Linked DNA regions of Mus musculus: region 1 is linked to region 2. Evidence: chromatin loops called from intact Hi-C (ENCODE). Cell type or tissue: left cerebral cortex. All regions are shown on one strand.

Evidence for each region. A loop is a pair of places that touch in the nucleus more often than their neighbours do. Peaks named below come from ENCODE experiments on the same cell type or tissue, not always from the same donor. Only the 100,000 strongest peaks of a DNase experiment are listed, where the experiment ranks them.
Region 1: it touches region 2 in a loop (2.2-fold over the local background); 6 of 42 quality-filtered maps call a loop at or near these places.

What each region holds. Positions count from the first base shown.
Region 1 is chr1:104,998,437-105,006,436 of GRCm38, forward strand. No RefSeq gene overlaps it. Among named protein-coding and RNA genes, the nearest start is that of Gm29012, 110 kb to the right of the region's middle. In left cerebral cortex, no CTCF peak of the experiment used is centred here; DNase peaks (open chromatin) are centred at 3,961, 5,159 and 5,537.
Region 2 is chr1:105,352,765-105,360,764 of GRCm38, forward strand. It overlaps Rnf152 (ring finger protein 152), which reads right to left and starts at 3,946. Exons shown (of 3, transcript NM_178779.4): 1 at 3,579-3,946; 2 at 2,277-2,399. Gm17634 (predicted gene, 17634) reads left to right here and starts at 3,243. Exons shown (of 2, transcript NR_151540.1): 1 at 3,243-4,141. In left cerebral cortex, a CTCF peak has its summit at 3,816; DNase peaks (open chromatin) are centred at 2,440, 2,796, 3,328, 3,685 and 2 more places; H3K4me3 peaks cover 2,472 bases; H3K27ac peaks cover 1,409 bases.

The DNA of each region.
Region 1 (8,000 bases), 350 kb before region 2:
ATTTAATAAAAAAAAAAGAAGTATCTAAGTAACAGGCAAGAAAGGTAGAAATGAAATGAAAGAATCCATAAACTCAAAAACAGAATCCAGGCATGGGAAAATCAGCACAGTTGATTAAAGGTTGATAGCAGCTTACCAATTATGTGTAACTAGACCTGGATATCAGAATGTTAGTTTATTAAAATGGCCCTAGGACTCTTCCTAACAGAAGTCACACCACCCAAATAGTTCTTATTATGGATCAATTCACTAGGAAGGCCAGTCTACTGTTTCTCTAATAATAAATATATGTTAAGATGTTTCTATAGATATATGCCAGGATTGCAAAGCTTTTGTTTGACTCTTAAGAAGATTCTTGTTGGACAATAGATGAAATTAGGTTAATAGTTCCTCTGTTAAAATTATCTACTAATGGAATACATGTCTCATAATTTAACTTATATTTTTAAAATGCTAATTTATTGTATGTATAAAACCAGGTATGGTGGCACTTACCAATTTTGGAAGAATAGAGTTGCCATCCAGACAGTTGGCTCCATTCTGTGAGTTTCAGGCTCAGTGAGTCTATCTCAGAATATTAGAAGAACAATTAGGAAACACTTGATGCCATCCTCTGCCCTACACACACAGAGAGAGGGGAGGGGGCGTAGGCAGAGACAGGCAAAGAGACAGAAAATGACAGAGACAGAGAGTTGTTAGTGAAAGACATAGAAAGAGACAGAGGATTTGTTCTCACATAAACTTACTTTAACATACAAGTACATGTAAATAAAAATAAGTTAAAAATAAAACAAAGTATAATTAGCACAACACCAAACCAGAACACAATGATTAATAACTTTTTCTTCCTGGTACAAAAAACTGATAAACCCTGCTGTACGTCTCTGTCCATGCTCTTAGCTTCTGAGGATGATCAGATGGCTAGAGTTAGGATGAAGGAGTTTCTTCCACTCAAGTATTTTACTTGTGTATCTGCCTTGCTCATGATACCAAGGGTTCTCCTACTGATCCAGAATTCTGTAGATCCCTTCTACATGCTGTTTGCTCTCAAAATCTACAATGATTGCCCACAGAATCTTATCTACTTTTCTACCATTTCCAGATCTTAGTCTTACTTTTACTATTTCCATTTCTCTCTCGCCTTTCCTATTGCCCATTTGACTTATACTGCACTGAAAAAAACAAATTAAAAAAAAAACAGTGGCATTTAGTGATAACCATCTTGCTGTGTCAAGGATTTCATGAGTCAGAAATTCACAGAGTGCCCAGAAAAGACATAGTGACTCTGGTCTACCATGCTAGGAATCTCCACTGTAGACTGCAACTAAAGGGTGATGCGCTGACCAGAACTTGGCTGATGCAAACACTCATTCTTCCACATTGCTGGTGATTAGATGGACTTCTTCTTGCCATAGAGATAAAAGTTCCCCCCAAAAGAGCACAAAGACCACTTTGAAGGTGAATACACTGCCGAGAATGTGGAGTCAAATGACAGAGAAGAGCTACAGCTACATCACAAGAAGAGGTGGTGTTGGGTTTGTTATGAGAAATTATCGTCTGCAGGATCATTTTTTTCCATTTTTCTGCCATGCCTCTTTTTCTGCTCCAGGAATCATGTTCTTTCCCTTTACCATTTCTGGTCCCTGTTCCCCTTCTCTCAGAAGGTTCCAGTCTTACTCTATTGGTAAGTTACTCTCCTTTGACATTCAACCTTATCTTCACTACACAGTGATTTCAGAAGTAAATGAATATTTCACTGAGCACCACCTTGGGAAATAACTGACATATCATAGGAGTGCTGGCTAGTTCTCTGTCAACTTGACAAAAGCTAGAGTCATCTGAAAGGAGAGAACCTCAACTGAGAAAAATGCCTCCATAAGGTCTAGCTATAGGGCATTTTCTTAATTAATAATTGATGACAGAGGATCCAATACATTCTGGATGGTGGTCCTATGTTCTATCTATAAGAAAGCAGGCAGAGCAAGCCATGAGGAGCAAGCCAATAAGCAGCACCCTTCCATGGCTTCTTGATCAACATTGGCCTCCAGGTTCCTGTTTGAGTTCTTGTCCTTTGATGACAAACTTTGGTGTAGAAATGGAAGCCAAATGAACTCTTTCCTCCCCAACTTGTTTGGTCATGGTGTTTGATCACAGCAATAGTAACCCTAACCAAGAGAACAAGCATATATTTTACTAACATATAACTGACATTCAACAAAATGTACATGTTTAATTGTACAGTATAATGATTTGTATCCATTTATATACCAGTGAACAATCTTGGCACTGACTATATTTGTCACCTAGAATGTTTGTCACATGCAACTTTATAATACCTACCCTACCTTCTTCAACTCTAATTAGTGATGATAGATGTTATGTTGCTATAGATTGTTTTACACTTTGTAGACGTCTACTTGGATCTAACCAAACAATATATATTTCCCTTTTACCTAAATTCCTTTCATCAGCAATAATTATTTTTAGATTTGTCAATGCCATCATATTAACAACTAACTATGCTATGTTGTGGAATAAGATTCCCTTTTATAGACAAACCACAACTTGTATTTTTTTATTTGTGAACAGATATTTGATCTGTTTATAGTTTCAAACAATAAGCAAATTTGCTATGAGCATGTGAATCTTCCTATGGGCATATTTTCTCTTCTTTGTAAATACTCAGGAATGGAATGGTTAGATTACATGTTAAGTACATGTTTAAATAACAAAAACAAACAAACCACAAAGTTTTCCAAAGTGATTCGACTTTTTCAACATTCCCAGAAACAGTGCCTTGGGTCATCCACATCCCAACAATAGCTAATATATTTAATTTCAGCAATAATAATAATAATAATATACTATATAGTGTCTCATTGGAGCTTTAATTTACAGTATCCTAAAAATAATGTTGAATTTTTCCATGTGCTTACCTGTCATCCACATATTGCCCTGTGTAATATATCTAGATGCTTTGTCAATTTTAAATTAGTTTGTTGTATTGTTATTGAGTGCTGGAATGTCTTTGTTATTTCTGGAAAACACTACCAGAAATGTGTTTTATAGAGAGAGAGGGGAGAAGAAAAGTAGAAAAAGGAAGGGGGAGCAGGGGATAAGGAAAAGAAAATGTGAGAAGGGAGGGAAAGAAGGGGAGGAGGGTGAAGGAAACAGAGAAGAGAACCACTATCATTTATCACTGCATTGTTTCTCAGATTTGTTGTGGGTTAAACTGTATACACACACCCAAGACATGCTCATGGTCTAAGCTTCAGTGGTTGTGAACTTAGTTGGAAACCAGAGTGTTATTAATAGAAGTAATCGAGTTACAGTGATGTCACACTGGGTTCAAATGGAGCCCCACCCTGTACATTTACCTAAGTGTGAGGTTTGAACACCAAGGCAGAGCCACCGACAGGAGAAAATGTGAGGATGGGGACATATTGCAGTGATGTCTCTATAAGTCAAGGAACTGATCTCAAGGTTTGGTGACAACCTTCTTGTGAGAGAGGCAGAACATCCACCTGAACACCAGAAGAAACAACCTCTGTCGACACCTTGGTTTCCAAATGCTGACCTCTTATTTTACAAGATAAAATTAGGTTGTTTTAAGTAAACCAGTTTGTTCTAGCTTCCCTAGGATATAAATTTAGATAATGCATGTGTATTTAAAATGTATATGACACATTTTAAAATTCATTGTAACATTACAAGAACAAGTCCTTCAAGTGTTCCTGTCCCTTTGGATCCTCAGCAGAGGTACACACACATACACAGCAGCTTTCCTATTAATTAACTGGTGTGTTCATTTTGTAGGATATTTTTTACCTCTCAGCCCTGACATATGGCTTCAGGGGGCTCTGAACATGCTACTGCAATCTGGCAGGACACAGGTGGCAGCAGTCCTCTGCCGCTGACTTGGCAGTGTTTGGGAAGAATTCTCACTGTTGCAGGCAGGGGGTAGGCTAGAATGAATTACCAGATGGCTGAAGCCATACTTCCATTCATGTGACTTCACTGCTATAGACTATGCAGGGTATCATGGAGTGAAGAAAGGGCACTATGCTTGCAGGAAGCAGTACTAGTGTCCATTGGTACTCAGGCACAGCCAAGGGACAGTGTTCAGAACCCCAAAACTCTGCTCAGCTGTGGGCCATATGTGTAAGGCCAGACAATTCACCTTTGCCTTGACTCTCAGTCGGTAAAGAACTGTGATGCAAAGTGAAAGAATTAACCTTCAGAGCCCAGTCTGTGGGGGTTCCTTCTGCCTCACACAAGCATTCCCTTGTTGTCCTGGTAGCCTGATATAATCCTCTGTTGTTTTCCTGTCTGGTCCATGTGCATCAAAATCAACTCATTCTAATCACTATTCATCACTTGTCAACTGTGGGGCACTACTGGTCTAGCATGGTGCTTGCAAGATTAGCCTCCCCAACCTCAAAACTCAGCATTTGCCACCTTCTTGATATTGCCTGGTAGACGTTATGATGGTAGGCATTAAGACAAGCCATCTCTCTGAAGATGGATACTGAGTACACGCAGCAACCTCAAGGGTCTCATGACTCTGTTCTAGACTGACATCTGAACTCCTTAGCTGCATGGTTTAGGGAAAACAGCACAGAGAATATACACACACACACTAATAATAATAGTAATAATGATGATGATGATGATGATGATGATGATGATGATTTAAACAAAAATAACATTAAAAAATTAAGCAAAGTACACACAGAAAACCTGGAAAGGAACGGGACGCATCATGGGAAGCACTCACCTTGGAATGAGAACAGTAACAGAGTAGTTAGTTGATCTCTTACACACTGACTGGTGATGTTCTTTAACTTAATTGTCTTTAATAGTATGCAGCAAATTTTTACATGTAAGGACACCTGCCACAGATGACATAAGAAATGAGTGAATATATTTGCTCACCATGCTCCATGATGTTTTCTCTGGAAAAGATTATTTTTCTACACTTTTGTCCAGGTTAGCTTTGACTCTCAGCCTAGATTCACTTGCGAGGAAGTTTCAGTTCAGGGTTACCCAGATCAGATTGGCCTGTAGGCATATCTGAGGGGAACTGACTTGGTTGTTAGTTGATGTTGGAAGGCCCAGCTCACTGTGGGAAGCACCCTTCCTTGGGTAGGTGGTAGTCCTGAGCTGTATAAGTAACCTAGCTGCATGAGCCTGAGTTGAAGCTAGCAAGTAGACTAACATTTCTCTGTGGCTTCAGTTGTAAGTTTCCGCATGAGTTACTTTCCAGATTCCCCTCAGTGATGGACTGCGACCTAGAAATGTAAGTCCAATAAACCCTTCCTCCACTAAGTTGCTTTTGGTCAGAATGTTTTATTACAGCAACAGAAGGAAAACTAGAACAACTATGTAGAGGGTATTTTTTTTTTTAATGAATGTCATCAAATAGGACTATGTTACCAAAACCTTATATAACCCTAGACAGCCTCCTCTTGAAAGAGCAGAAAGCTATTTCTGGAGGGCACTGGCATACTGCCACATTACAATATGTCCCATCCCTACAAACAGGACTCAAATCCTCTGTAAACTCAGGAGTACTTGCCACATCCAGCTCCTACATGGCTCTGAGCATATGCCATGAGCATCTCAGGCACTTTTGGCAAACGATTACATATGAGATTTGGCAGAGAAGTCTTCATCCTGGGATTTTAGTCATGGTCTCTCTGACAGCACCCACTGTGACACTGAGCAGATAAAGTGAATAATAACATATCCAACTTGGAAGGTCAATTTCTGCTCATATTTCTAATTATTACACACACCATCACCAAGGAGCTCCCTGTAGCAGTTTCTTGCTGTGAAGGTAGATTGTTCATTACTCAAGAGTTGGTCTTCTATTTTGGAAATCCGTAACAGCGTTGCACAAGTAGAAATCCCAAGACTGGTGCTGACTGGAACATTCATTCTCCAAAGAAAAGAAGGCAAGTGTGTTTGTCATTTTGTTTATTTGACTTCTGGGGACAGAAAGCTGGTGTCTCTCGTCCTTTCATTTCAATGTCACCCACACTGGTAGACGATCTTGAGACTAAAATAGAACTTTACTAAGATTTGTCCATTACCGTCACCTTGATTTGTTTCTCTTCTGACGAGATGTTTTCCTGTGGGAGAAAAGAAAACAATAGGAATTTCTTGTCTACAAGAAGAATATTGAGATGATATAAATAGAAACTCCTAGCAGAAAAGTCTTGATAGTGTTCTCCTAGAAAAGCACAGACTATTGTTTCAAATGCTTATTTAGGCAAAATGAGATCATCTGCATAGGAATCTAATTTCTTTTTTTATTTATTTAATTTATTTTTAATTTACTTTTTACACTCCATATTCCATTCCCTGCCCCCACCCACCCTCTGTCTGCTCCACATCCCACACCTCCTCCCCACACCACCCTGTCTCCATATGGATGCCCCACCCTCCACCCCACCTGACCTCTAAACTCACTGAAGCTTCCAGTCTCTTGAGGGTTAGGTGCACCATCTCTGAATGAACACAGACCTGGACGTCCTCTACAGTATGTGTGTTGGGGGCCTCATATCAGCTGGTGTATGCTCTCTCTTTGGTGGTCCAGAGTTTGAGTGATCTTGGAGGTGAGACTGCTGGTCCTCATCTTCTTTCAGCCTTCCCTAATTCAACAACAGGGGTAAGCTGCTTCTGGTTGGGTACAAATATCTGCATCAGACTCTTTCAGCTTCTTGTTGGGTCTTTTGGAGGGCAGTCATAATAGGTACCTTTTTATGAGCTCTCCATAACCTCAGTAATAGTGTCAGGCCTCTCCTTGAGCTGGATCCTGCTATGGGCCTGTTGCTGGACCTTCTTTTCCTCAGGCTCCTCTCCATTTCTATCGCTGTAATTCTTTCAGACAGGAACAATTATGGGTCAGAAATGCGATTGTGAGATGGGGGAATCTAATTTCTAATTAAATGTATTCCTTGACCATACTTGTCCAAGATGTCTAATATGTACTAAATGAATAATCTAGATAGACAGCAAGCTTAAGTAGGGAAATTATTTTTATATCCTCTGTATTAACTAGTATACTTGAAAGCCTTATTGAATACTGTTCTTAAAACTATTGTTGAAGTTTGGTCTGTTGTGACATACTGTACTTCTAAATTCTGTATCCCAAGGTCTAGTTGCCTCAAGACCAGTGAATTCTCATGTGTGCCAGCTTTTGTTATACAAACCTTGCTCCTAAATTGAAAACTATTGGGTTAATAAAGATGCCTACAACCTATATCTGGGCAGAAGAGAGGTAGACAGGGCTTTGATTCCTGGACTTGTCGTCTGCAGCAGAGACCACAATGAGAAAGAGGAGGAAGAAAAAAGGTCATTGGGTAGGTAGAAAGCACATGGCCATTGGTGGCAACCAGTGGGAGTAAGAGAAGCCCAGGTGGAATATGGCAAGTGATATCTTGGGGTTATTGACAGTAAAATATACAAAATAGCATAGAGAGTTGACATCTGCCCAGCTCTAATACTTTAAGCTTATTATAAATATAAAGCTTTTATATATTTTATTTGTGAGCTCAATGATTAAAGGTGGGGTAGAAACCCTCAAATAATACTTACCTCAAGAGAATTTTCAAGCCATGGACATACATCCTTTAGTGTTCTGTTGTGAGACACTGTTTATATAAATGGAATTATTATATTTGACTATGTTCTAAAAGTTTGATCAGCACTGTATTCAGTTGCTTGGTTATACCTCCATATGGCAGGTGAAAATTCTTCTCCCACGTGGTAAAGAATGGTAAAGTCAATCTGTAACCATTCTAAACTAAAACATCCATAACAGATGAAATCACAGGAGTCATTCCATTTGCTCACAGATGTTCTCATGCTCCTCTACTGGACTTTATATCTGCACCAGCACAAAGCTTATGCATTAAATGCAGCCTAACTTTCAAAGGTATTTGGGTTTAAATGAGGAAACAAGAGAGTCTGTATAAAAAGAGAAAGAGATTAGC
Region 2 (8,000 bases):
TTGGGACCAGAACAATGTGACATGCTTCTGGGCTGGATTATGGGGTAGACTGAGTGATACCTGAGCCACTTTCTTGAGAGCAGTGATTCCATAAGACCAAGTTTGAGCAAGCCTCTATCAGTTTAGGGCCTGAGCAACTACAGCGAGCCTGGCCTTTCTATTCTGCAAGCCCAGGAAAGAAATGGTCGGGCACTGGTATGTTGAATATTCCTCACTACAGCAAAATCAATAACACCTCAGTACTTTAAAATGAGTGAGAAGAAACCTACAAAAGTCTACCTGTCCCCATCTGCTTTCTAAATCAGGTGACACAGGAATGTAGACATTATTTTGAACTTGATGCACAGCTGACTGCTGAACAAGAAGGTCCAGGTAGAATAGTCATAAAGAAATGAAAAGAAAATGGCCTCCCTACATTGGTGGAGCCTCAGCAGCCATGGAAATCCAACTGAAGAGTTCAATGTCTGTAAAGAAAAGGCTACTTCTGACCCAGCCCAGACATTTGGGGAATTCAGAACATTCTAGAGAAAACGACAATCAAGCAGAGGTTGTGTGAGCCTCCTCAGACGTGCAGGCCTTCTCAGTCACTTCCAAGTAAGACCTGCATTTCTTTGTCTCCCTATAATCTCTTTGAGGGTGATTCATGACCGTTGTCTCTATCCATCACTTACCCCTTGGCACCTTGCACAGAATCCGTATTTCTGTTAAGTACACAAAAGCGTCTGCAGGGTGAACAAGTAAACACTGGACTCAAAGGTCAGCTATGCCAGCCTAGAGCTAAGCCCACCTCCCGAGACCCCAGGAAGAAGATGATGTAAAGAAGATGACCCCAGGGAGCTGATGTAAATCAACATTTCATTATGAGTTATCACAGCACATGATGAAAAATTACAATAAAATCTAATACTACACTATAGCTATCTTTGTTCTTGGACATGCAATTACATGTGCAGGCAGCTATTTTTCTATGTGGAAAATTGTGTGTGAGGGTTTTTTTTTTTCCTATTAAAAAGCCACACCCTTGATTCTATTGCATTATTACATTCCCTATTATTCCATCACGTGGTTTTTCTTCTTGCTGTAATCCAGGACACACCCAGAATTACTGCTGACAGAAAAATCACCTGTCAACATACCTTCATCCTAACACCATGTTGGTAATCTTGTCTCTGCAAAGCAGTAGCCTTTGTTTTAGCTAGAACAAAATGACTGCCCCACTTCTAATGGTTTTCCAAGCTTTCAGTAGAAGGGTCAACGTTGGTGTCACTCCTGGTTTTAAAGCCACCTTTAGAAGCAAAACTATCCTAGAACAGAATGACAAACATCTTAAGCTCTTTAATTAGTTTTAGAGGGATTTTCGAGAAAAACTGTAAAGAGCATCCACTCTGGTCCTTGATGCTGTTATACTGCAAAAGAGGTCTCAGGAGCCAATGGTCCTCAACAATCTGACCTCCCTATAAGGAAAGCCTGGATCTAGCCCATGCTCCAGCCCATGGGATGCTAAAAGCTCTGGATTCTAGGAAGGCATGCCAGTGCTGAAATGTGTGTCCTGGTACATCTGAAGGTGAGTTTTCAATGAATTCTATCATGATAGGCCAGAGTTTTAGGGAAAGAACCAAAATCTAAAGGAAAAAAATGGAGAAAGAGAGGATAATGATTTGTGTCTATATAAAGGGAAACATAACTAAAGCTCTGTCTCTTCTATGTTCGTTCTGCTCCTACCCAGCAGCCCTCTCTGCTACCTGCCAGTAATTTAGCATCAGCCTGCCCTGATACTTTGGCAATGAAAAGATGGGAGAGAAACAGTCCTTCTTCCTCAGAAGGCCACTGCATGTGACCAATGCCCGAACTGAGCACTGGTCAAATATCTTATGAGCTTTATGATTATTAACTTTCCCACAATATCTTTAATTAGAAGACATCTCCACTTTACACAAAACACTGTCTTATCCAAACCCATATTTATGTACAACTGTCTGTGTACTGACAGCATCAAAATTCACACCATCCAGTGGAACTAATACAGGTCCAATATAAGTGGCTCCCAGTGACCTCTCCAAAAGGAAAGGATGAAGTCATTTGCAATGTTGGTGGAACAAGACATTCGAGTGAAGTCCCAAAGGTAGGACAGACTTTTTTTGCTTGCTTGGGTGGCCCCTACTCCCTCACAAATACAAATGCTGTGAAAGCAGAAACACCCAGGCAGCCCTGTGTCAGCGCTGTGGGCCCAAATGACCCAGAGACACCCAGGCAGTTACCCAGATCATTGGGGTTACCTGAATCTGTCACGCGTCCCTTTCACCCCCTTCTGCGTGTTGACATCAAGTGGAAACAGTAAGCGTTTGGGAGACAAGAGGCTGACAAGCAGGAAGCGCGATTGAGACCCAGCTTTGTTCAGCCTGCAGTGAAATACATGCAGTAATAGTTAGATACTCCCAGCACAGACAGAAATCCAAGCACCCTCCGAGACCACTGGAACACGAGTAGGCGTCCCGAGAGGATGAGAATGGGGGGTAGAAGACTGGTAAAACAGGGAAGGGTCATTAAGGCTCTCCTGGATAAATAATCACCTCCTGGCTCCTCTGCAGTCTACGCCCCCCCTGCCGCGCCCCCAAGTTATCCCGCGGTAAAGCGGCTACCATCAACCGTAATGCCTCAGAAATATAGGAGTCAGGATGGAGAATACCATCATCTTTTTAAGGCAAAATGCTAGCAAAATACACGAGTTAAGCCCACACAGCTAGCAATGCGGGGCATGTAGTCGCCTGCCCAGACAAACACACACACACACACACACACACACACACACACACAATCAGGGATGCATCTGAGAGTATCCTTTCGTTGCCTGGCCACCACCTCAAGTCACTGTCTCTGTTTTGTCAATTACCCTACTGTTTCCAAATCTATGCAGCACTCCCCCACCACACCCCCACGGTAGGCGGGATCCCAAACCAACACTGTGGAGAAGCTCCCCACAAGTCCTGCCGGCTTTGTCCTGCTGCTGTCCTTCCAGAAGCAAGCGCCCCAGGCCCGTGGGTCCGCACAAAAGACCCCCAGAATCTGGCCCTCCATTCGGCCCCCTTTTCCAATAATGGCTTGGGGGCAACTTCTAGCTAGGAATCGGGAGTAGGAAGGCAGGACAGGACTGGAGGGGACGACCCAGGGCTTGAGAATGCTGGGGGGGGGGGGGGGGCACGGCAGGGATGTGCGCGCACCTCAAGGGCGCGTGCGGCGCGTGCATGAGGCGAGCTCCCGGGACCAGAGCTCCAGGGGGCATCCCAGGACTCCGAGGAACCAGAGTCAGCTGCCATGACCCCATCGCGCTCCCAACTCAAAGCAAAGCCCGAGGAAAACCCAACTCCCGGGACCACCTCCTCGAGAGACGCCTCTCCAGCTCCGCACTCCTTTAACCAAACAAACCACCCCAATCATAGTCCAGGAAGAACCTCCAGTTATATCTCAGGCTACCGTTGCCCTTTCCCGCTTTCTCCTAGGCACAGCCTTCCACGCGAGTCCCCTCTGCACCCGGGACCTGGGAGCACACTGAACAGGAAAACAAACCGAAACTCACTGACCTCTCTCAGCAGCAGGCTCGGCTCTGTTACGCCGCCGGCGGCTGCAGCAACGTCGGAAGCATCCCGGGGGTCCGCACTGCCCGCTGCGCTCTGCTAGACGAGCGCTGAGGGCCGGCTGCTGCCTGCTCCTCCCGCCGCAGGTTGCGGGGCAGCGCGGGCAGAGTGGCGGCAGCGCCTCCCGCAGCCCAGCCCTGCTCGTCTCTCCTTTGGCTTCAGGCGGCGCCCTCCACCTGCCCGGCTGTCCTCCGCCTCCACGATCGGACACCCGCCGCCAGGCACCGGACACTGAGCGGAAGCTTTTGGTGTCACCCCCAGAGACCCAAGCACTGAAGGGAGCGGGAGGCTGAGTGAGCTCTGCTCCGCGGACCGCCCCTCCCCGGCGGCTCCACCCCCTCCCGCACTCCACCCGGCAGCTTGGCCGGCACGTCCGACTGTCTGTCTGTCGGTCGGTCCCCAGTGGCCAACCTCTTGGTGTGGGTGGGGAAGCAGGGACGCGCCCTCTACCCACCGTAGACCAGCGAGCACCTGGACCGAGCACGGAAGGAGGACCTGAACGGTATCAGGTGTGACCTAGAGGCCGAGCACCACAGGCTAGAACGACTGGGACTGGCCAAGGTGGTGACCCAGCTGCGGCTCTGGACTCAAGACCACAGGGGAGAGGGAGGAGTCTAGGCTATTGCCTTTCCCCTGGGTTCTTTTTGGCTGCCCCTGAAAGTTCACTAACCCAACAAGGGCAGGAACCTGTCAGCATGGAACGGGATATGCTCCCAAAGAGCCCCACAGGGACACCTCACACCTCAACCTCCTGTGTAAAGGAAGCTCACAGGAGAGGTGAACAGGAAGGAGCCTAGAGGGTCTACTAAGTTTACCCTATTGCCCACCTTAAAACCCAACTTCAGGCTCAGAGGTAAAGTGCTTGCTTGCCTAGGGTGCATGAATCTGGATTTATCCTCTGTACTCCTAAACAGAAACAAAGCCCTTACCTTTGGGATATGCTTTTAATGTCATGTAACCCCAGGAGAATCTAAAGATAAGGTCTCTTCCTGCTTTTTCACTTAACATATAGTGGAGAAAAGGGGAGATAGGTGTCCCCTGCTGGTCTGGGGCACCATGCCTGAGTTCTGGGGCCTTTTGGGATCCATTCTATTAAGAAACTGAAAACTGACCTGAGTTATGTCTCCTCATCTCTGTGGTTCAGCTAAAGGAGCTCTGTTAATGCACAGAGCAAATGGCTTCTTCTAGACTTCAGGTACTGGGCTCCCTTCATGGGTCCTATGTTCCTTCTTACACAGCAGTGGTTCTCAACCTTCCTAATACCGTGACCCTTTAACACAGTTGCTCATGTTATGGTGACCCCCCCAGCCATAAAATTGTTTTTGTTGCTAACTTCATATAGCAACATTAGCTACTGTTACAAATCAGAATGCAACTATCTGTGTTTTCCAATGGTCTTTTGTGACCCCTGAAGGGGTTGTGACCCACAGGTTGAGAACTGCTGTTGTTCCAGAAGTCCTGAGACCCATGATGGCTCTGTATGAGCTAATGAATCCGTGTTGGCAGCTGGTCCTACTTGCTTTGTCCCACGTGTACAACTTGTGAATTGGTGTTCCAATCAGGCTATTAACACATCGGGAGGCGGGGGCGCGGGGGGGGGGGCGGGGGGGGGACCTGCATCCGGGAGACCCACAAAGCTTGCAGTCTCTGGATCCCAGTAGGAGCTCTGCTTCCTCCAGTCACCAGGCAGACTCTTGCTCCATTGTTCCCTTATCACCTCTACAGCACCCACAGAGGCTCTGCATGCATGTCTTAGGAACCTAAGGTTACTTTGCAAGAATATCTTTAACTTCACCATCAATGTGGGGGTGGGATTAGCCCAGTGGAGGTTGTACAGACCTCCTGCAGAGGCAGAAGGATCTCTGTAAGTTCGAGGCCAGCTTGATCTACAGAGCAAGTTCTAGACAATCAGGGCTACATAGAAAAACCCTGTCTCAAAAAAATAATTTTTTTTAATAAAAAAATTAAAAAGGCCTTTTGGAGGCAGAGTCTCATACATGTAGCCTAGGCTAAGCTGGAATTTATCAGGCAGCACAGACCATTCTGGTACTCCTCCTGCCTCATTTTCCTAAGAACTGGAATTCCTAGTTTTTAGTTATATTTTATTTAGGGAGAGGGGTGCACACCGGTGACAGTATAGGTATGGAGGACAGGTTGCACTTTCAAGACTCCGTTCTCCCCTTCCCCATGAGACTGCACTCAGATCATCAATCTAGGATCAGGCAATCTAGGACAGGCATCTTATTCACTGAGCCATGTTGTGGACTCTGGAAAAAAATAATAATGAGAAACTAGGCAAGGTATTAACAACTCAGATGTTGGTCAGGGACTTGAAATAAAGAAGGTGATTCATAACACCCCAACATTTTACCAGCAGAGCTTAGCCCAGAAATATTATTATGCATGAGTGCCTCTCAAGATTGCTTTTAGGAAAGCAATTTCAGGATTCAGTAATTATTCTAAAATGTTTCAAACTGCCCCCCCCCAGTTGCTTTCTAGACAATTCTTTGAAGTGAGAAATGCAAGAATTCAGCATGTAGAAGGTTAACACCTCCAACTCTATTCATTTCCACTGGCTGGGATTTTAATTCACAGAGCATCATGGGTGTTCTGCCTTCTGTCCAGTCTTGTAAAGCTGTCACACAGAGAAGGTTAATTAACTGGGGCAGGCTGCAATGGGGCAGTTCCTAAGACACACTGGAGGTCAGAATCTGGACAGGTAGCTACGGTCTAAGTCAGGGCAAGAACCGGCAGAACGTGTTGTAACAAATTCATCTGTGGGGCACCCAGGAGCAGAGCAGCTAGGACCAGTCTGAGTTTCGAAGTACAAGCTGGCAAAGTCCTGCCAGAGAAGCTGCTGTTGTTCTTACAACCCACTGTGCATGTGTGTGAAAGAGAAGCAAGTGAGCACCTGAGGTCTGGAAGAGCCAGGTTAAAGACAGGTGCACAGACCTGCAGACAAGATAAAGATACCAATGCTGGATCTAGGGAGCTTCTTGGTTGGTGAAATGCTCCCTGTGCAGATATAAGGACCTGTGTTTCATTGCCCAAAATGCACAAGAAAAGGCCAGTGTGGCTGTGTGCCCTTCGGATCCTATGTAATTGTAGCACTATGGAGATGGAGGCAGGCAGGTCTCTGGGGTTAGCTGGGGACCCAGGCTATCTGAATCAGTGAGCTCCTTCACTCAGCCAATGAAGAGACACAGTTTTATAAATCAGCTTGGATGGCACCTGAGGAACAACACTTGAGGTTAACCTTTGGCCTCAGCACATATATGTGCACATGGTCCAAATATTGATGCCTTCAAAAAGCCAATAGTCATTAAATATGGACCGTGTTTCAAGAGGGTTAGGATGCAGGGTGGGGTGGGAAACCACTCGTCTAAGTTCCTGCAGTTACAGAACTCACTTTCCAGTTAAAATTTCTTTTCATAATAAAAGGAATTACATGTGAGACCATGAAAGAAATGAGAGGGGAAAGGACGATGAAGGGTGTGTGTGTGTGTGTGTGTGTGTGTGTGTGTGTGTGTGTGTGTGGTGTGTATGTTGAGGGAAACCTTAGGCCAGAGAAGTCTCACTCACAGGGAGCTTTTGGAACTAAGATTTCAATACCATGATGAACCATACAATGCCAAGGGAAAGTGGAAGAACCATTCTGAGTATCAGCAGGAGGAGAGAGAAGGTGTGCACTTGGCAATGGATCAGGCCAGTCAGCCCTACAACACTGAAGGATGCTGCATCGCCTAAGTTTGGTAAAGGGCAGAACTAAATTCTTAGCTTTGTACCTGTAGCGTGGAGTAGAGATGCTCCACAAGTGTTTATTGAGCAGAGCACGACATCTCTGGGAACCTAGGGTGGAGCTAAGATCAATTAGATGGCCAGGCAAAGCTTCTATCAGGATGACACCTGCATAGAAGAATGTGATGCAGATGTAGAACATAGATCACTTTGTGATCTCCTTCCTGGTCTTTGAGGGCAAGGATCATCTCTCAACTTGTACCATCAGCAACTTATCCAACAAGGAGGGACAGGGATAGGAAGGAGTCAAGGAAGAAGAAAGAGGAAGGAGGATGAGGAACTAGACCAGCCCTGTCCTGTGCTCTCACGCTTGCACGCCCAAATACCTGCATGCCCAAATGCAACCCAATGCTGAGGGAGAACTGACTGGGGCTTTGCAAGCTGCCCTTGTCAAAGTAAGGTCTTTCTTCCTCTGCTTTTGCCTGGCATCCTCAATCCTAAAAAGAGAGTAAGATGTCAACTGCCAAATCATCTCTCCCCAGAGCAAGTGTGAACTTTAGAAAACATTGGGATGTGTGACATCCTCCTCATCCGTTAATTGGTGTGAAACACGAATGTTGCTCTGATGTT